Linked DNA regions of Homo sapiens: region 2 is linked to region 1. A link is an interaction called in ENCODE POLR2A ChIA-PET data of the cell type or tissue named here. Cell type or tissue: endothelial cell of umbilical vein. All regions are shown on one strand. Each heading gives the region's core, and the rest is flanking DNA. Links, peaks and the distances in the headings are about the cores only.

Evidence for each region. ChIA-PET counts read pairs that join two places held together with the same protein. Peaks named below come from ENCODE experiments on the same cell type or tissue, not always from the same donor. Only the 100,000 strongest peaks of a DNase experiment are listed, where the experiment ranks them.
Region 2: POLR2A ChIA-PET joins it to region 1 with 7 read pairs; 2 of 35 experiments call an interaction of 5 or more read pairs at or near these places.

What each region holds. Positions count from the first base shown.
Region 1 is chr9:128,510,082-128,524,974 of GRCh38, forward strand. It overlaps GLE1 (GLE1 RNA export mediator), which reads left to right. Exons shown (of 16, transcript NM_001003722.2): 3 at 5,448-5,558; 4 at 12,587-12,735; 5 at 13,199-13,259; 6 at 13,511-13,765. Among named protein-coding and RNA genes, the nearest start is that of GLE1, 13 kb to the left of the region's middle. In endothelial cell of umbilical vein, for the core only: no CTCF peak of the experiment used is centred there; no DNase peak of the experiment used is centred there; H3K27ac peaks cover 436 bases.
Region 2 is chr9:128,209,514-128,212,013 of GRCh38, forward strand. All of the region lies in intron 1 of DNM1 (dynamin 1), which reads left to right. Among named protein-coding and RNA genes, the nearest start is that of DNM1, 7.4 kb to the left of the region's middle. In endothelial cell of umbilical vein, for the core only: no CTCF peak of the experiment used is centred there; no DNase peak of the experiment used is centred there; H3K27me3 peaks cover 470 bases.

The DNA.
Region 1 (14,893 bases), core at 11,875-14,374:
AGGTCTGTCTCTGTCAACCAGGATGGAGTGCAGTGGCATGAACATGGCTCACTGCAGCCTCCACCTCCCAGGCTCAATCCACCCTCCTGTCTCAGCCTCCCGAATAGCTGGGACTGCGTGTGGACACCACCATACTTGGCTATTTTCTTTTTCTTTTTTTTTTTTGAGACGGAGTCTTGCTCTGTCCCCCAGGCTGGAGTGCAGTGACGCAATTTCAGCTCACTGCAACTTCCGCCTCCCGGCTTCAAGCGATTCTCCCACCTCAGCCTCCTGAGCGGCTGGGATTACAGGCACCCACTATCACGCCCGGCTTATGTTTGTATTTTTAGTGGAGATGGTGTTTCACCATATTGGCCTGGCTGTTCTCAAACTCCTGACCTTATGATCTGCCCACCTCGGCCTCCCAAAGTGCTGGGATTACAGGTGTGAACCACCACACCCAGGCTTTTTTTTTTTTTTTTTTTTAAGATGGAGTCTAGCTCTGTCACCCAGGCTGGAGTACAGTGGCATGGTCTCGGCTTACTGCAACCTTTGCCTCCTGGGTTCACGCGGTTCTTCTGCCTCAGCCTCCCAAGTAGCTGAGATTACAGGTGTGCGCCACCATGCCTGGCTAATTTTTGTATTCTTAGTAGAGACAGGATTTTGCCATGTTGTCCAGTCTGGTCTCAAACTACTGACCTCAGATGATCTACCCACCTCGGCCTCCCAAAGTGCTGGGATTATAGTCGTGAGCCACTGTGCCTGGCCAGTTTTTTTTTTTTTTTTCTTTTTTACATAGAAAGTATTTTTTTTCTATCTAGTAGTTCATCTTTTAAAATATTAGTCTTTAAAAAATATTCTTTGTGGCCACGTGTGGTGGCTCACACGTGTAATCCCAGCACTTTGGGAGGCTGAGGCAGGTGGATCACTTGAGATCAGTAGTTCGAGAGCAGCTTGACCACAGTGAAACCCTGTCTCTACTAAAAATACAAAATTAGCTGGGCGTCGTGGCGCACGCCTGTAATCCCATCTACTTGGGAGGCTGAGGCACTAGAATTGCTTGAACCCGGGAGACGGAGGTTGCAGTGAGCTGAGATCATGCCATTGTACTCTAGCCTGGGTAACGGAGCAAGACTCAGTCTCAAAATATATGTATATATAGAGACTGAGTAAATAATAACAACAAAATAAATAATATATATATTATAAATATACATAAATATATATATTTATGTTGATTTTGTTGTTGTTGTTGTTGCCAGAAAAGGTCTAGGTACTTTAAAATATATATTTTTAGCAACTGAACGTCTTAAGGAAAAAAAGGAACCTCCACCTAAATGTCATACCTTATATAAAAATTAACTTGGCCGGGTGCAGTGGCTCACGCCTGTAATCCCAGCACTTTGGGAGGCCAAGGCGGGTGGATCACTAGGTCAGGAGATCAAGACCATTCTGGCTAACACGGTCAAACCCCTTCTCTACTAAAAATAAAAAAAAAAATTAGGCGAGTTGGCGGGCACCTGTAGTCCCAGCTACTCAGGAGGCTGAGGCAGGAGAATGATGTGAACGCGGGAGGCAGAGCTTGCAGTGAGCTGAGATTGCGCCACTGCACACCAGCCTGGGCGACAGAGCAAGACTCCATCTCAAAAAAAAAAAAAAATTAACGTGATCATGGACTTAAACATAAAAAAAAAACTGTAAGCCTTTTAGAACTAAAACATAACCAGAATCTAGGGCTGGGTGAAGATTTATTTCTTTATTTATTTTTGAGACGAAGTCTCATTCTTGTCCCCCAGGCTGGAGTGCAATGGTGCAATCTCGGCTTAATGCAACCTCCGCCTCCCAGGTTCAAGTGATTCTCCTGCCTCAGCCTCCCGAGTAGCTGGGATTATAGGCGCCTGCCACCATGCCTGGCTAATTTTTGTACTTTTAGTAGACGGGGTTTCACCATGTTGGCCAGGCTGGTCTCGAACTCCTGTTCTCAGGTGATCTGCCCAACTTGGCCTCCCAAAGTTCTGGGATTACAGGCGTGAGCCACCAGGCCCGGCCTGGGTGAAGATTTATTTATTTAACATTCCTGAATTAGCAGAACTGTAGAGAAGGAGAATAGCTTAGAGATGAGGGATGGGGGAGGAAGTGGTGAGGCTATAAATATAGGTGTGACATGGGGTGGTTGGTGGTGATAGAACAGCTTTGTATCTTGAGTGTGGTGGTGTTTACATGAATCTACATGTGATAAAATTACATAGAACTATACATAAGCACAAATGAATGCCTTTAAAACTGGTGAAATCTGAATAAGCTCTGTGGATTGTACCAATATCAATTTACTGGTTTTGTTATTTTATTGTATTTATGAAAGACATTACTATTGGGGGAGACTGGGTGAAAAGTACATGCGACCTTCCTGTATGTATTTTTGCAACCTTCTGTGAACATTAATTATTTAAAAATTAAAATTTTTAAAAAGTATTTTTATGAGCAGCTTCTTGGCAACAGATTCTGATCTGATCCTGCCAATATTGTGGCGTGCCCTCAGGTGGGCCTCTTTTCCTCAGTGGACTTCAGTGTCTTTATCTGTAAATCTCATTCTGGACCAAATTGCTGAGGTCTTTTTTTTTTTTAATATGGAGTTTCGCTTTTGTCGCCCAGGCTGGAGTGCAATGGCGTGATCTCGACTCACTGCAACCCCAGGTTCAAGTGATTCTCCTGCCTCAGCCTCTTGAGTAGCTGGGATTACAGGCACGCGCCACCATGCCTGGCTAATTTTGTATTTTTCGTAGAGACGGGGTTTCACCATGTTGGTCAGGCTAGGTGACCTCAGGTGATCCACCCGCCTTGGCCTCCCAACATGCTGGGATTACAGGCATGAGCCACCGTGCCCAGCCCGAGGTTATTTTCACGTATAAAATTCCGTAATTTTTGGAGCCACTGCGCCTGGCCTAATAAATTATTAAATGGTTTTATGTAATGGATTGTCACATTATTTAGGAATTTTTGGTATTTACGTAAGAAAAACCCAGTTTGGCTTAAGGGACTGAGGGAAGTATTAATTAGTTCATGTAACTAGGAAGTCTAGGAGTGCATTTGGAATCACCTAGATCTAGGAACATCTACATTCTGCATCTTTCTGCTTGACATTATTTATTATTATTTTTCAAACATCTCCCCCACATAGGATTGATTATTTTTGACTCAATCTAGTGTCCCAAACATGGGGCTTTGCCTCTCCATTTCTCAGTTATTGGTTTCATTGTTGAGATAGATTAGGTGGCAAGATGGCTACTGGTAGCCCTGGACTCAGCATCTTCTTAGGTTAGCATTCCCAGATAGCTTCATCAGAAAAGTTCAAAGATATCCATGTCAGGTGTGTTAATGAAAATAAAAAAGCTGGGTGTGGAATCCCAGGACTTTGGGAGGCCAAGGCAGGTGGAACATTTGAGCTCAGGCATTCGAGACTAGCCTGCGCAACATGGGGAAACTCCATATTTACAAAAAAATTACCTGAACATGATGGCTCATGCCTACGGTCCCAGCTACTCAGAAGGCTGAGGTAGGAGGATCCTTGATCCTGGAAGGTCATGGCTGCAGTGAGCCTAGATAGCACGACTGTATGCCAGCACGGGTGATAGAGTAAGACCCTGTCTCAAAAAAAAAAAAAAGAAAAGAAAAAAGGCGGGGTGCGGTGGCTCACGCCTGTAATCCCAGCACTTTGGAAGGCCAAGGCGGGTGGATCACGAGGTCAAGAGATCAAGACCATCCTGGCTAACATGGTGAAACACCATCTCTACTAAAAATACAAAAAAAATTATCCTGGCGTGGTGGAGGGTTCCTGTAGTCCCAGCTACTTGGGAGGCTGAGGCAGGAGAATGGCATGAACCCGGGAGGCAGAGCTTGCAGTGAGCCGAGATTGCGCTACTGCACTCCAGCCTGGGCAACAGAGTGAGACTCCATCTCAAAAAAAAAAAAAAAGAAAAAGAAAAAGAAAAAAAATAGGCCAGGCATAGTGGCTCATGCCTGTAATTGTAGCACTTTGGGAGCCTGAGGTAGGAGGCTTGCCTGAGACTAGGAGTTTGGGACCAGCCTGGGCAACATGACAAAACCCTGTCTCTACAAAAAAATACAAAAATTAGCCAGGTGTGGTGGCGTGCGCCAGTGGTCCCAGCTACTTGTGAGACTGAGGCAGGAGGATCAATTGAAGCTGGAAGGTCCAGGCTGTAATGATCCGTGATCACGCCACTATACTCCAGCCTGGGAAACAGAGTGAGATCTTGTTTCAAAAAAAAAAAAAAAAAAAAACTTAGAAAAGTTCAAAGATGAACTCTGGCCTTCAGGTCATATTTTTCATTCCTCAAGTCCATACTGGGTGTAGGAGGATAGCAGACTTTTTTTTTTTTTTTTTTTGAGACGGAGTCTCTGTATCCCAGGCTAGAGTGCAGTCGTACGATCTCTGCGCACTGCAAGCTCCACCTCCCAGGTTCACGCCATTCTCCCGCCTCAGCCTCCCGAGTAGCTGGGACTACAGGCGCCCGCCACCATGCCTAGGCACGTGCCACCATGCCCGGCTAACTTGTGTATGTTTGGTAGAGACAGAGTATGTCTTGTGTATGTTTAGTAGAGACAGGGTTTAGTAGAGACAGGGTATGTCTTGTGTATGTTTAGTAGAGACAGGGTTTCACCATGTTGGTCAGGATAGTCTCAAACTCCTGACCTTGTAATCCGCCCACCACAGCCTCCCAAAGTGCTGGGGAAAAAGGTGCCTGGCCTTTTTTTTGAGATGGAGTCTTGCTCTGTCGCCCAGGCTGGAGTGCAGTGGCGCGATCTCAGCTCACTACAGCCTCCGCCTCCTGGGTTCAAGGGATTCTCCTGCCTTAGCCTGCCTCCTCAGTAGCTGGGATTATAGGTGCGTGCCACCACGCCTGGCTAATTTTTGTGTTTTTAGTAGGGACGGGGTTTCACCATGTTGGTCAGGATGGTCTCGAACTCCTGACTTTGTGATCCGCCCACCTCTGCCTCCCAAAGTACTGGGATTACAGGCGTGAGCCACCACACCCGGCCTGAGGATAGAGTACTTTGATAGCCAGCTTTCTCCTGAAGCCAGGAGGATGGAAGCTTAGGGATGTAGGTTGGGGATACTCCATCCAAAGCATCCCAGGATAAATGGACACTGATCTGAAGAAAGGGGAAACATTTTCTAGGCAGAGTAAAACAAACAAGTCAAAAAAAACATAGAAAAACCCAAAAAATCACCCAAAGTAACAAACATCAATTTATTAAAGAAAACAATTAGAACAAAGTCAATGTCATTCATGAAAAGCACACTAGTTCTGACCTAAATTTTTTTTTTGCTCTTGTTATTGGTGGTTGTTCATAAGTTGGGATGTGGTCTTTGTCTAGAAGAGATAACACCAACTTTACCATATTAAAAACTTATTTTTTAATTATTTTTCCATTTTCTGCTCATATAGGGCAAAGATGAGTCCCAGCACACAGAATCTATGGTACTTCAGTCCTCACGGGGGATCAAAGTGGAAGGCTGCGTCCGAATGTACGAACTGGTACACAGAATGAAAGGAACAGTAAGTGAACCCATGAAGGAAGGCAGCCTTGATCCTGCGAGCCACATTTAACTGCAGTTCCCCAGGGCGTAGGAATGGGCACTGTATGCTACTCATCCTTCCCACCTACTGTTTAGTTTTGGGGGTAGTGTAATAGAGGTCAGGAGTGAGTGCTCTGAAGTCAAGTCTGGTTTCAGATCCTGGCTGTTACATTTTACATGTGACTTTGGGAAAATTACTTAGCCTTTTCTGGCTTCCATTTACTTCTCCAAAATTTGGAAATGGTCTGGGATTGTTAGATAAGCTTATTCTGAGAAAATGGGACCTTAGCCTCTTTTTTTTTTTTTTTGAGGTGGAGTTTTTGCTCTTGTTGCCCAGGCTGGACTGGACTACAGTGGTGTAATCTTGGCTCACTGCAACCTCCACCTCCCAGGTTCAAGTGATTCTCCTGCCTCAGCCTCCCAAGTAACTAGGATTACAGGCTCGCGCCACCACACCCAGCTACTTTATTTTCTATTTACTAGAGACGGGGTTTCACTATGTTGGTCAGGCTGGTCTCGAACTCCTGACCTCAGGTGATTCACCTGCCTCAGCCTCCCAAGGTGCTGGGATTACAGGCATGAGCCACGATGCCCAGTCAGGACCTTAGCCTCTTGAAAAAATAGCAGCACTATTTTAATTAATTTATTTGATTGTATTTTGTTTTTGTTTTTGTTTTTGAGATGGAGTCTTGCTCTGTTGCCCAGGCTGTAGTACAGTGGCACCATCTCGGCTCACCGCAAGCTCCGCCTCCCAGGTTCATGCTATTCTCTTGCCTCAGCCTCCCAAGTAGCTGGGACTACAGGTGCCTGTCACCACGCCCAGCTAATTTTTTGTATTTTTAGTGGAGACAGGGTTTTGCCGTGTTAGCCAGGACGGTCTTGATCTTCTGACCTCGTGATCTGCCCGCCTCGGCCTCCCAGAGTGCTGGGATTACAGGCATGAGCCACCGTGCCCGGCCTGTTTTTTGTTTTTGTTTTTTTGAGACAGAGTCTTGCTGTTGTCAGCCCGGGCTGGAGTGCAGTGGTGCAATCTTGGCTCACTGCAACCTCCGCCTCCTGGGTTCCAGCAATTCTCCTGCCTGAGCCTCCCAAGTAGCTGAGATTACAGGCGCCTGCCACCACGCCTGGCTAATTTTTGTATTTTTTAGTAGAGACGGGGTTTCACCGTGTTGGCCAGGCTGGTCTCAAACTCCTGACCTCAGGTGATCCACCCACCTCAGCCTCCCAAAGTGCTGGGATTACAGGCATAAGCCACTGCGCCCAGCATGTATTTTTTTTTAATTAGGAAAGCAATGCATGATCTTGTAAAAATGTTTCAGAGTACAGGAATTTAGAAAATGAAAGTCTTGGCCAGGCACGGAGGCTCATGCCCGTAATCCCAGCACTTTGGGAGGGTGAGGCAGGTGGATCACCTGAGATAAGGAGTTCCAGACTGGCCTGGCCAACATGGCGAAACCCCATCTCTACTAAAAATACAAAAATTAGCCGGGCATGGTGGCACATGCCTATAATACTAGTTACTGGGGAGGCTGAGGCAGGAGAATCACTTGAACCCGGGAGGCAGAGGTGGCAGTGAGCCAAGATTGTGCCACTGCACTCTAGCCTGGGCAGCAGGGCAATACTTTATCTCAAAAAAAAAAAAGAAAAAGAAAATGAAAGTCTTCTAACATCTTGCCTCATTGGTCATTGAGTCAATAAATATTTGCTGAGCACCTATGTGCTAGATGCTGTTCCAGGTCTAGATAAAACAGTAAACATTATAGACATAGAGCTTATATTGTGGTGGGAAGAGACAGAAGTAAACAAGAGAAATAAGTAAAATATTTGGAACATTGTTGTAATCTGGGTGAAAGATGGTGGTTGCTTAGAGTAGGGTGGTAGCAATGGAGATGGTGAGAAACGACTAATTCTGCATATCAGAGTTGTTTTAATTCAAAGATTTATTTCCTGCATCTTTGGAAATTTTTCCCCTTGATTAGTTCACCTCTCCATTGCCTAAGTTAATCCTCTATATGTCCTATTCTTTCTTTCATTTTCCTTTTGTCTTATTGTTTTGTTTTCTAGAAGATTTCTATATTTTATTCTCCACCTGTTGATTGAAAAAATATATATGTATTTATTATGTCTAATTTTCATGAGTTTTTTTGTATTCTCCACTTCTTCCTTTTTCAGAGCATCTTATTCTCATTTCTTATCATATTCAGAGCTCTTTTTCAGATTCACTTGTGTTCCTTGATATACATGTCCTTCTGGATTCATTATTTTTTATTTGTTCATCTTGATCCCTTTTAGGATATAGAGATTCCTCAGTTATCTAAAGATCCTTATTGCTAGTAATCAGATCAGAGATTCAAGGGGAATAATCAGAAACAAGGTTATTAAGCTTTAGGACTTCCTAAGTGCCAGCATATTGTTTTGGAATACTAGTTCCCATACTGATTAGCTGTTTCTGGACAGTTTATTCATTTTCTTAAAAAAAACTCACGTGCCTGGCCTATTTTTTTTTTTTTCCGTATTCTGTTAGTCACGGTAGTCATAAAGTCCACTCAGGTTGAAGTAGAGGGTATGGAAGGATTGTCAGACAATTTGCAGATCTGTTTTAAAATCATTACAGCACAGGGCCGGGCCTGTTGGCTCACACCTGTAATCCCAGCACTTTCGGAGGCCGAGGCAGGCAGATCACTTGAGGTCAGGAGTTTGACACCAGCCTGGCCAACACAGTAAAACCCTGTCTCTACTAAAAATACAAAAATTAGGCAGGCATAGTGGTGCACGCCTGTAATCCCAGCTACTCAGGAGGCTGAGGCTGGACAATCACTCGAACCTGGGAGGTGGAGGTTGCAGTGAGCCAAAATCGCACCACTGTACTCCAGCCTGGGTGACAGAGTTGAGAATCCGTCTCTAAAAAATAAAAAATAAAAATAAAATAGCTGGACATGGTGGCTTGCACTGGTAATCCCAGCACTTTGGGAGGCCGTGGTGGATGGATCACGAGGTCGGGAGTTCGAGACCAGCCTGGCCAACATAGTGAAACCCCGTCTCTACTAAAAATACAAAAATTAGCCAGGCATGGTGGCAGGCACCTGTAGTCCCAGCTACTTGGGAGGCTGAGGGAGGAGAATCGCTTGAACCCAGGAGGCGGAGTTTGCAGTGAGCCAAGATTGCACCACTACACTCCAGCCTGGGCGACAGAGCGAGACTCCAAAAAAAAAAAAAAAAGCTGGGCACTGTTGCGGGAAGTCAGGGACCCCAAATGGAGGGACTGGCTGAAGCCATGGCAGAAGAACATGGATTGTGAAGATTTCATGGACATTTATTAGTTCCCCAAATTAATACTTTTATAATTTCTTATGCCTGTCTTTACTGCAATCTCTAAACATAAATTGTAAAGATTTCATGGACACTTATCACTTCCCTAATCAATACCCTTGTGATTTCCTATGCCTGTCTTTACTTTAATCTCTTAATCCTGTCAGCTGAAGAGGATGTATGTCGCCTCAGGACCCTGTGATAATTGCATTAACTGCACAAATTGTAGAGCATGTGTGTTTGAACAATATGAAATCTGGGCACCTTGAAAAAAGAACAGGATAACAGCAATGTTTAGGAAACAAGAGAGATAACCTTAAACTCTGACCGCCGGTGAGCTGGGCAGAACAAAGCCATATTTCTCTTCTTTCAAAAGCAAATGGGAGAAATATCGCTGAATTCTTTTTCTCAGCAAGGAACATCCCTGGGAAGGAGAATACGCGCCTGGGGGTAGGTCTATAGATGGCCCCCTGCATGTGGCCGTCTTTTATGGTCTGTAGACTGTAGGGGTGACATAGACCCCAGTCTCCCATAGCGCTCCCAGGCTTATTAGGAAGAAGAAATTCCTGCCTAATAAATTTTGGTCAGACCGGTTGCTCTCAAAACCCTGTCTCCTGATAAGATGTTATCAATGACAGTGGTGCCTGAAACTTCATTAGCAATTTTAATTTCACCCTGGTCCTGTGGTCCTGTGGTCCTGTGATCTCGCGATCTCGCCCTGCCTCCATTTGCCTTGTGATATTCTGTTACCTTGTGAAGTACTTGATGTGTGTGACTCACACCCTATTCGTATACTCCCTCCCCTTTTGAAACTCCCTAATAAAAACTTGCTGGTTTTACGGCTTGTGGGGCATCACAGAACCTACCGACATGTGATGTCTCCCCCGGATGCCCAGCTTTAAAATTTCTCTCTTTTGTACTCTGTCCCTTTATTTTTCAAGCTGGCCAATGCTTAGGGAAAATAGAAAAGAACCTACATGACTATTGGGGCAGGTTCCCCAATAGGGCACCCGTGGCTTACACCTGTAATCCCAGCACTTTGGGAGGCTGAGGCGGGAGGATCACAAGGTCAAGAGATCGAGACCATCCTGGCCAACACTGTGAAACCCCGTCTCTACTAAAAATACAAAAATTAGCTGGGCGTGGTGGCACATGCCTGTAAACCCAGCTACTTGGGAGGCTGAGGCAGGAGAATCGCTTGAACCTGGGAGGCGGAGGTTGCAGTGAGCCGAGATGGTGCCAGTGCACTCCAGCCTGGGTGACAGTGTGAGACTGTGTCTCCAAAAAATATATATATATATGTATATATGTGTGTATATATATGTGTATATATGTATATATGTGTATATATGTATATGTGTGTATATGTGTATATGTGTATATATGTATGTGTGTATATATGTATATATGTATATGTGTATATATGTATGTGTGTATATATGTATATATATGTATATATGTATATATATGTATATATATATAAAAAATACAATAAAATCATTATAGCACAAATGCTTGGCTCTTGGCTGTTTTGATCTAATGACTAGGGGAAGACAGCAAGAGTTGACTGTTTTGTCTACAAACATTTAGCCGGTAGCTCCGTTTTCAGCCTGATGAGGCCCACCTATATGAGTCGTGGCATTTCCCAGTCTTGAGACTCTGCAGTTCGGCTGGTAGATTGGCTTTCTGCTCCCGTGAGGCATCGTCTGCTTCTCACACACATCGTGTGTGTGTGTGTGTATCCTTGGGTTTTCTCAGCTCTGCTCTATCATTTATTGCTTCTCCACTATTTTTTTTTTTTTAAAGACAGGGTCTCGCTCCGTTGCTCAGGCTGGAATACAGTGGTGCAATCACCGCTCCTTGCAGCCTTGACCTCCTGGGTTCAGGCATTCCTCCTACCTCAGCTCTTTCTGCTTTCTAAATAACTGGGACTGCAGGTGTGCACCACCACAGCCAGATAATTTTTAAATTTTTGGTAGAGACGGGGGTCTCTCTGTTGCCCAGGCTGGTCTCGAACTCCTGGGCTCAAGTGATCCTCCCACTTTGGCCTCCTCAAGTGCTGGGATTACAGATCTCAGCCAGTGCACCTGGCTATTTCTCCACTGACTGTTTTCCAGAAGTATGTAGAAGATTTTTCCCTGCTGGTGACATCTCTCATGCTCTATGTGGTGTTATGTCTTTTTTTTCTTTCCAATTCTCACTTTAACAGAGTCCCAGAGGAGAGGACATATATGCTTGTTTAGTTTGCCTTCTTTCGCTGGAAGCTTTAAAATAAGTTTTAAGACTGGGTACAGTTGGCTTATGCCTATAATCCCAGCAGTTTGGGAGGCCAAAGTGGGAGGATAGCTTGAGATCGGGAGCTCTAGACCATCCTGGGCAATATAGTGAGACCCTGACTCTATAAAAAATTTAAAAATTAGCCCCGTGTGATAGTGGACACCTTTAGTCCCAGCTACTCAGGTGGCTGAGTTGGGATGATCCCTTGAGCTCAGGAGTTCAAGGCTGCCGTGAGCTATAAGTGTGCCACTGCACTCTAGCCTACATGACAGGGTGAGACCCTGTCTCAAAAATAAACAAATAAACAAAATAAAATATAATTATGTTTTAAAATAAAATAACATAATGTCTTAACAGTAGATTTTGACATATCTCCATGCTAGCTGGCATCTCGTCATCTTTAAGGGCTGCATAGTATTCTGCAGTATGACTGTACTATAATACGTGTCGTCATTCCCCAGTTAAGTGGTTTTAAATGTATTGCTGTTATCAACAGGGCTCCAGTGAGCATTCTTGTACATATATCTTTGCACACACATACAAGCATTTCCTCAGGATAAATTCCTGAAATGGAACAAGTGTCAAAGGATATAGACACTTCAAATTTTGATAGTTAAAATGTCAAATTGCCTTTAACCATATGTGAGTACTCTCATGAAATGATAAATTCAATATCTGATACCCTTAGGTACTAAGGAAAAGGACTTTCCTTAGTGGAGGTCCAGGAGAAAATCTTCGAGGCAGAGATTAACAAAATCAGTGAGATAGGAATGTGTATAGCTTGTTTATGGAATTAGAATGAGGATTTCCGTAAATTACCAATGAACCCCATAAGACTACACAGGATGGAAGCTTAATAGTGCATGGCTGTTTGATGTCATGTTGCTAAATTCCTGTCCGTTCCCAACTTGTACTGGAGTGACATAAACCATATGGGGCAATTGGAAGAGCTTTCCAAAACAGCTGAGCTTAAAGATCAAGCAAAAGGAGAAAGGATATTCCTGCAAAGGTTCTGATTCCATGCCCTTAAGTATCTCTGATGGTGTTAGGGGCCGATGGGCAGGTAGCCCGCAGGGGTAAATGATCAAGGTGTTGAAGGCGCTCCAGAGAGCAGGTGTTAAACATTTTCGGCCGGGCGAGGTGGCTCACGCCTGTAATCCGAGCACTTAGGGAGGCCAAGGCAGGCGGATCACAAGGTCAAGAGATCAAGACCATCCTGGCCAACATGGTGAAACCGTCTCTACTAAAAATACAAAAATTAGCTGGGCATGGTGGCAGGCACCTGTAGTCCCAGCTACTTGGGGAGCTGAGACAAGAATCGCTTGAACCCGGGAGTTGGAGGTTGCAGTGAGCTGCACTCCAGCCTGGCGACAGAGAGAGATTCCATCTTAAAAAAAAAAAAAAAAAAAAAAACCTTTTCAGGAGGGCCTGAGGCTATGGCAGGAGGAGCAGGAGAGGAAGGTGCAAGCCCTCTCGGAGATGGCATCTGAACAACTGAAGCGGTTTGATGAATGGAAGGAACTGAAGCAGCATAAAGAATTCCAGGACTTGCGGGAAGTAATGGAGAAGAGGTGAGTCTCCCTGAATTATGACTGGGAATGTTGATGTGTTCAACTGGAACTCTTTCCCAAGAGGAATTCCAAAGGGAAAGAGTTGAACAACTTCTGAGTCCTTAAATATCAAGGTAAAATAGGCAGAGAATTTTATAACCTGGAAAAAAGACCAAACTTGGAGAGACAACCAAAGGAACACAAAGAGGGAGGCTTTTAGGAGAGGTAAAACAATTTTACGGGCGTGGTGGAACACAGCTGTAGTCTCAATTACTAGAGAGGCTGAGGCAGGAGGATTGCTTGAGTCCAGGAGTTTGAGGCTGTGGTGAGCTATGCTCTGCAGCCTGGGCAACATAACGAGACCCCATCTCTAAGAAAAAGGGAAGGAAGGGAAGGGAGGGCAGGGAGAGGGAGAGAAAAGAAAGAAAGAAAAACAATTTCAGGAAGTATCCCTGACTATTCCTCCCTGCCATTTTTCATGCAGCTCCAGAGAAGCCTTGGGACACCAAGAGAAGCTAAAAGCTGAGCACCGTCACAGAGCAAAGGTCAGAGCCTGGCAGAATTGGTGTGGGTGTTTTGGTGTCTGTCTGTAACCTGCCTGGAGAGCCAGGTTTTGGCAGATGGCCACCATGGAGGATCTGGGCCGTATTATGCCTGTGTATGACTAACCTTGGGATGTCCTCTTCCTGCTCTGAGCCCATCTGTGAAAATATGTAGCCCACGTAGAATTTGAGGACTGTAGAAAGAAGAAGCCCAGGAACCCCTCAGAGAGAAGTCACTCAGCCCTTTTCTACAGATTCTCAACCTGAAGCTGCGGGAAGCAGAGCAGCAGCGCGTGAAGCAAGCAGAACAGGAGCGGCTTCGGAAGGAAGAAGGCCAGATCCGCCTGCGGGCCCTCTATGCTCTGCAGGAGGAGATGCTGCAGCTCAGCCAGCAGCTGGATGCCTCTGAGCAGCACAAAGCCCTGCTTAAGGTCGACCTGGCTGCCTTCCAGACCCGAGGCAACCAGCTGTGCAGCCTCATCTCAGGGATCATCCGGGCCTCTTCAGAGGTGAGGGGGGCTTCAGAGTGACTCTTTGCTGTCTTTGAAATGGAAGCCTTTAAAAGCAAAACTGTTTTCTGACTTAAAAAGTAATACCTGCTATCTGCTTATTGGGGGAAATACCAAACATTACTTGTTATCTCCATATCTCTTTACCTAGAAGTAACCACTGTTAACATTTTATTTTGTTTCTTTTATTTATTTCTTTATTTTTATACCTGCTTATTCTGGAGTCTTTTTTTTTTTTTTTTTTTTTTTTTGTGATGGGGTTCCCCTTTGTCACCCAGGCTGGAGTGCAGTAACACAGTCTCAGCTCATGCAACCTCTGCCTCCCGGGCTCAAGTGATCCTCCCACCTCAGTCTCCTGAGTAGCTGGGACTACAGGCGCATACCACCATGCCCTGCTAATTTTTGTATTTTTTTGTAGAGACAGGGTTTTGCCATGTTGCTCAGGCTGGTCTCTAACTCCTGGGCTGAAGTGATCCCCCTACTTCGGCCTCCCAAACTGCTGAGATTACAGGTGTGAGCCACGGTGCCAAACTTTTTTTGTTTCGTTTTGTTTTTAAATTAGCAATAGAGATCTCACTATGTTTCCCAGGCTGGTCTTGAACTCCTGGGCTGAAGTGATCCTCCCACCTTAGCCTCCCGAAGTATTGGGGTTACAGGCACGAGCCATTGTACCTGCCCTGTTTCTTTGCTTTGCTTTTTTTTTTTTTTTTTTTTTTTTTTTTTGAGACAGGGTCTCACACTCTTGCCCCGGCTGGAGTGCAGTGGTGTGATCATGGCTCACTTCAACCTCCGGCTTCCAGGTTCAAGCGATTCTCGGATTACTTGAGGCTAGGAGTTCGAGACCAGTAGGTTTCAGCCAACATGGTGAAACCCAGTCTCTACTAAAAATACAAAAATTAGCTGGGTGTGGTGACGCACACCTGTAATCCCAGCTACTTGGGAAGCTGAGGCACGAGCAGCACTTGAACCTGGGAGGCAAAGGTTGCAATGACCGAGATCTTGCCACTGCACTCCAACCTGGGCAATGGAGATTCTGTCTCAAAAAATAATTATTATTATAATAAAACAGTATTATTTTTGTCTAACATATTGTCACAAACTTTTTAAAAAATTACGCTGGCCCTTGTT
Region 2 (2,500 bases), core at 1-2,500, 310 kb before region 1:
TGAGGAATTGCTAAATGCAATACATTCTGCCCTCCCACCATAACAAACACACCTTCATCACAACCTGACCAGCTGGGTTTGAATTCAGAATTTCAGACTCCTTGGAGTTCCGTGGTGGATGTGGAGGCGTGGGGACAGGTGTCCCCTCTCCGCAGGCTGCCCCGTCATTTCCCTCTTTATCCCTCCAGGGTTCACTTGTGAACACCCCAGCCCTCATATCCCAGCTCCAGAAAGGACCCACCTTGGGCCTGGGCTGGTCCCCACTTGGGCCTGGGCGGTGGGCTTGGAACTGCTTGAGAGGGAATTCTGGGGCATCTGAGCGTAGCCTACGAGGGGAGCACAGGCTTCAGCTGGGCACCTCCCCTGGCCCCTGGGGAACTCTTTGCCCCATGGGGAGGGTGAAGCCAGAGGAGGTCCAGAGAGGGACCCCTAAGTGTAAGTCTCAGACTAAGGGCTCCATTCCCCAGGCCTAAGGGCAGTACTGATGTCTTCTATCATTCCAAGTTTTTGTTTTGTTTTGTTTTGTCTGTTTTGTTTTGTTTTGTTTTGTAAGACAGGATCTCACTCTGTCACCCAGGCTGGAGTGCAGTGGGGCGATCTTGGCTCACTGCAGCCTTGACCTCCCGGGCTCAAGCCATCCATCCTCCCACCTCAGCCTTCCGAGAAGCTGGGATGACAGGCATGTGTCACCACACCCAGCTAAGTTTTTTATTTTATTTTTTGTGGAGATGGGGTCTCACCATGTTGCCCAGGGTGGCCTCAAACTCCTGGACTCAAGTGATCCTCCCACTTTGGCCTTCCAACCAGGTTTTTATTTTATTTGTATTTATTTGGCATTATTATTATTATTATTATTATTATTATTAGAAACAGGGTCTTGCTCGGTCACCCAGGTTGGAGTGCAGTGGCACAATCTCAGCTCACTGCAACCTCCGCCTCCCAGGTTCAAGCAATTCTCCTACCTCAGCCTCCCAAGTAGCTGAGACTAACAGGCACCCGCCATCATGCCTGGCTAATTTTTGTATTTTTAGTAGAGATGGGGTTTCACCATATTGGCCAGGCTGGTCTCGAATTCCTGACCTCAGGTGATCTGCCCGCCTTGGCCTTGCAAAGTGCTGGGAATACAGGTGTGAGCCACCAGGTTTTTAGATGGCAAAAATGACACAGAGAGCGTAGGGAACCTGCCTAATGTCACACAGCAATTGAATCAGAGGCAGGCCAGGAACAGGCATGGGTCTCCTGCCTCCAGTCCACACTTTTCCATGTTTCTGTCTACCCTATTCCCCACCCCAGTCCCACCCATGTGTGCACACACCTACACACCTCAGTGTCTCCTCCTCTCCTCTTCCTGGGCGACTCTCTGGCACTCTTACCCATTCCCTGGAATGAAATCTGGCTAAGAAACAAGAATCATTTGGAGAAGTCAGCCCTGGCAACTTAGAATTACTATAAGCAACAGAAAAAAAAAAAGTAATATTGAGCTTGGAAGGTGTTCAAAATATTCTCCTGAATGGCATCTTCCCAGTGCCCTGGCCAGAGGCCCCAAGATCAACTGCCTGCCGGCTCCCCCATCCTCCCCATCTGACTTGGTCCCCATGCCCTGTGGATTCTGCCCAGTTCACTCCTGTCTACCTCAGACTCCAGCCCCTTTGTCTTAGCAGCAGAGGTAGTTTCCTCCCTTGCCCCCTAATCCATTCCCCGCCCGACAGCATGAAACTCTCTCCAGCCTCCCAATCTATCTTCCTAGCTTGAAGCCCTCTTTGGATTCCCTGCCCTCAAAACGGAACCCCACACCTGAGTTGGGCCCCTGAGGGCTGATTACCCAGTCCTGCTTCCTTTCAGCCGCTCCCTCCTGGTCTACCTGAATATATTACAGTGCGTGGGAAAAATAGGGCCGTGCCCTCTCTCTCACTCTCCTGGGGTGCTATTGCATATGCTGTTCTCTCGCCTGGAAGCCTCTTTTTTTTTTTTTTTTTTTTTTTTTTCTGTACAGACAGGGTCTTGTTATGTTACCCAGGCTGGTCTCAAACTTCTGGCCTCAAGCCAGGTCTCAAACTCCTGGCCTCAAGCTGGGGCTTGAACTCCTGGCCCCAAGCGATCCTCCCACCTCAGCCTCCCAAAGTATTGGGATTACAGGATTCCAGGTGGCTGGCCCCTGGAAAGCTCTTCACCCTGCCGTTGTCTTCCTCTTTCACTGGGTCTTTCCTCCAAGTGTCACATCAGCCAACACCTCCTCTGGGATGCCTTCTCTGATGACCCTCTCCTGCCATGACCTGGCCCTCCCTGTGTGGGGTGGGGCTTTGTTTTCTCCCAGATGGGAAGCTGTAGAGGAAGAAAGAAGCCCGTTGCCTTGGGCTCAGAGCTCCTGGCAGAGGGCGGCTCCAACCATGGTTAATATTAACAACGTATCTAGTCATGACTGTGTTATTCTTTAATCACTCTGTCTCATGTGCCTCTCTTCTTAGGTCAGGGAAAGGAGGCCACTAGCCAGGGTGGGGAG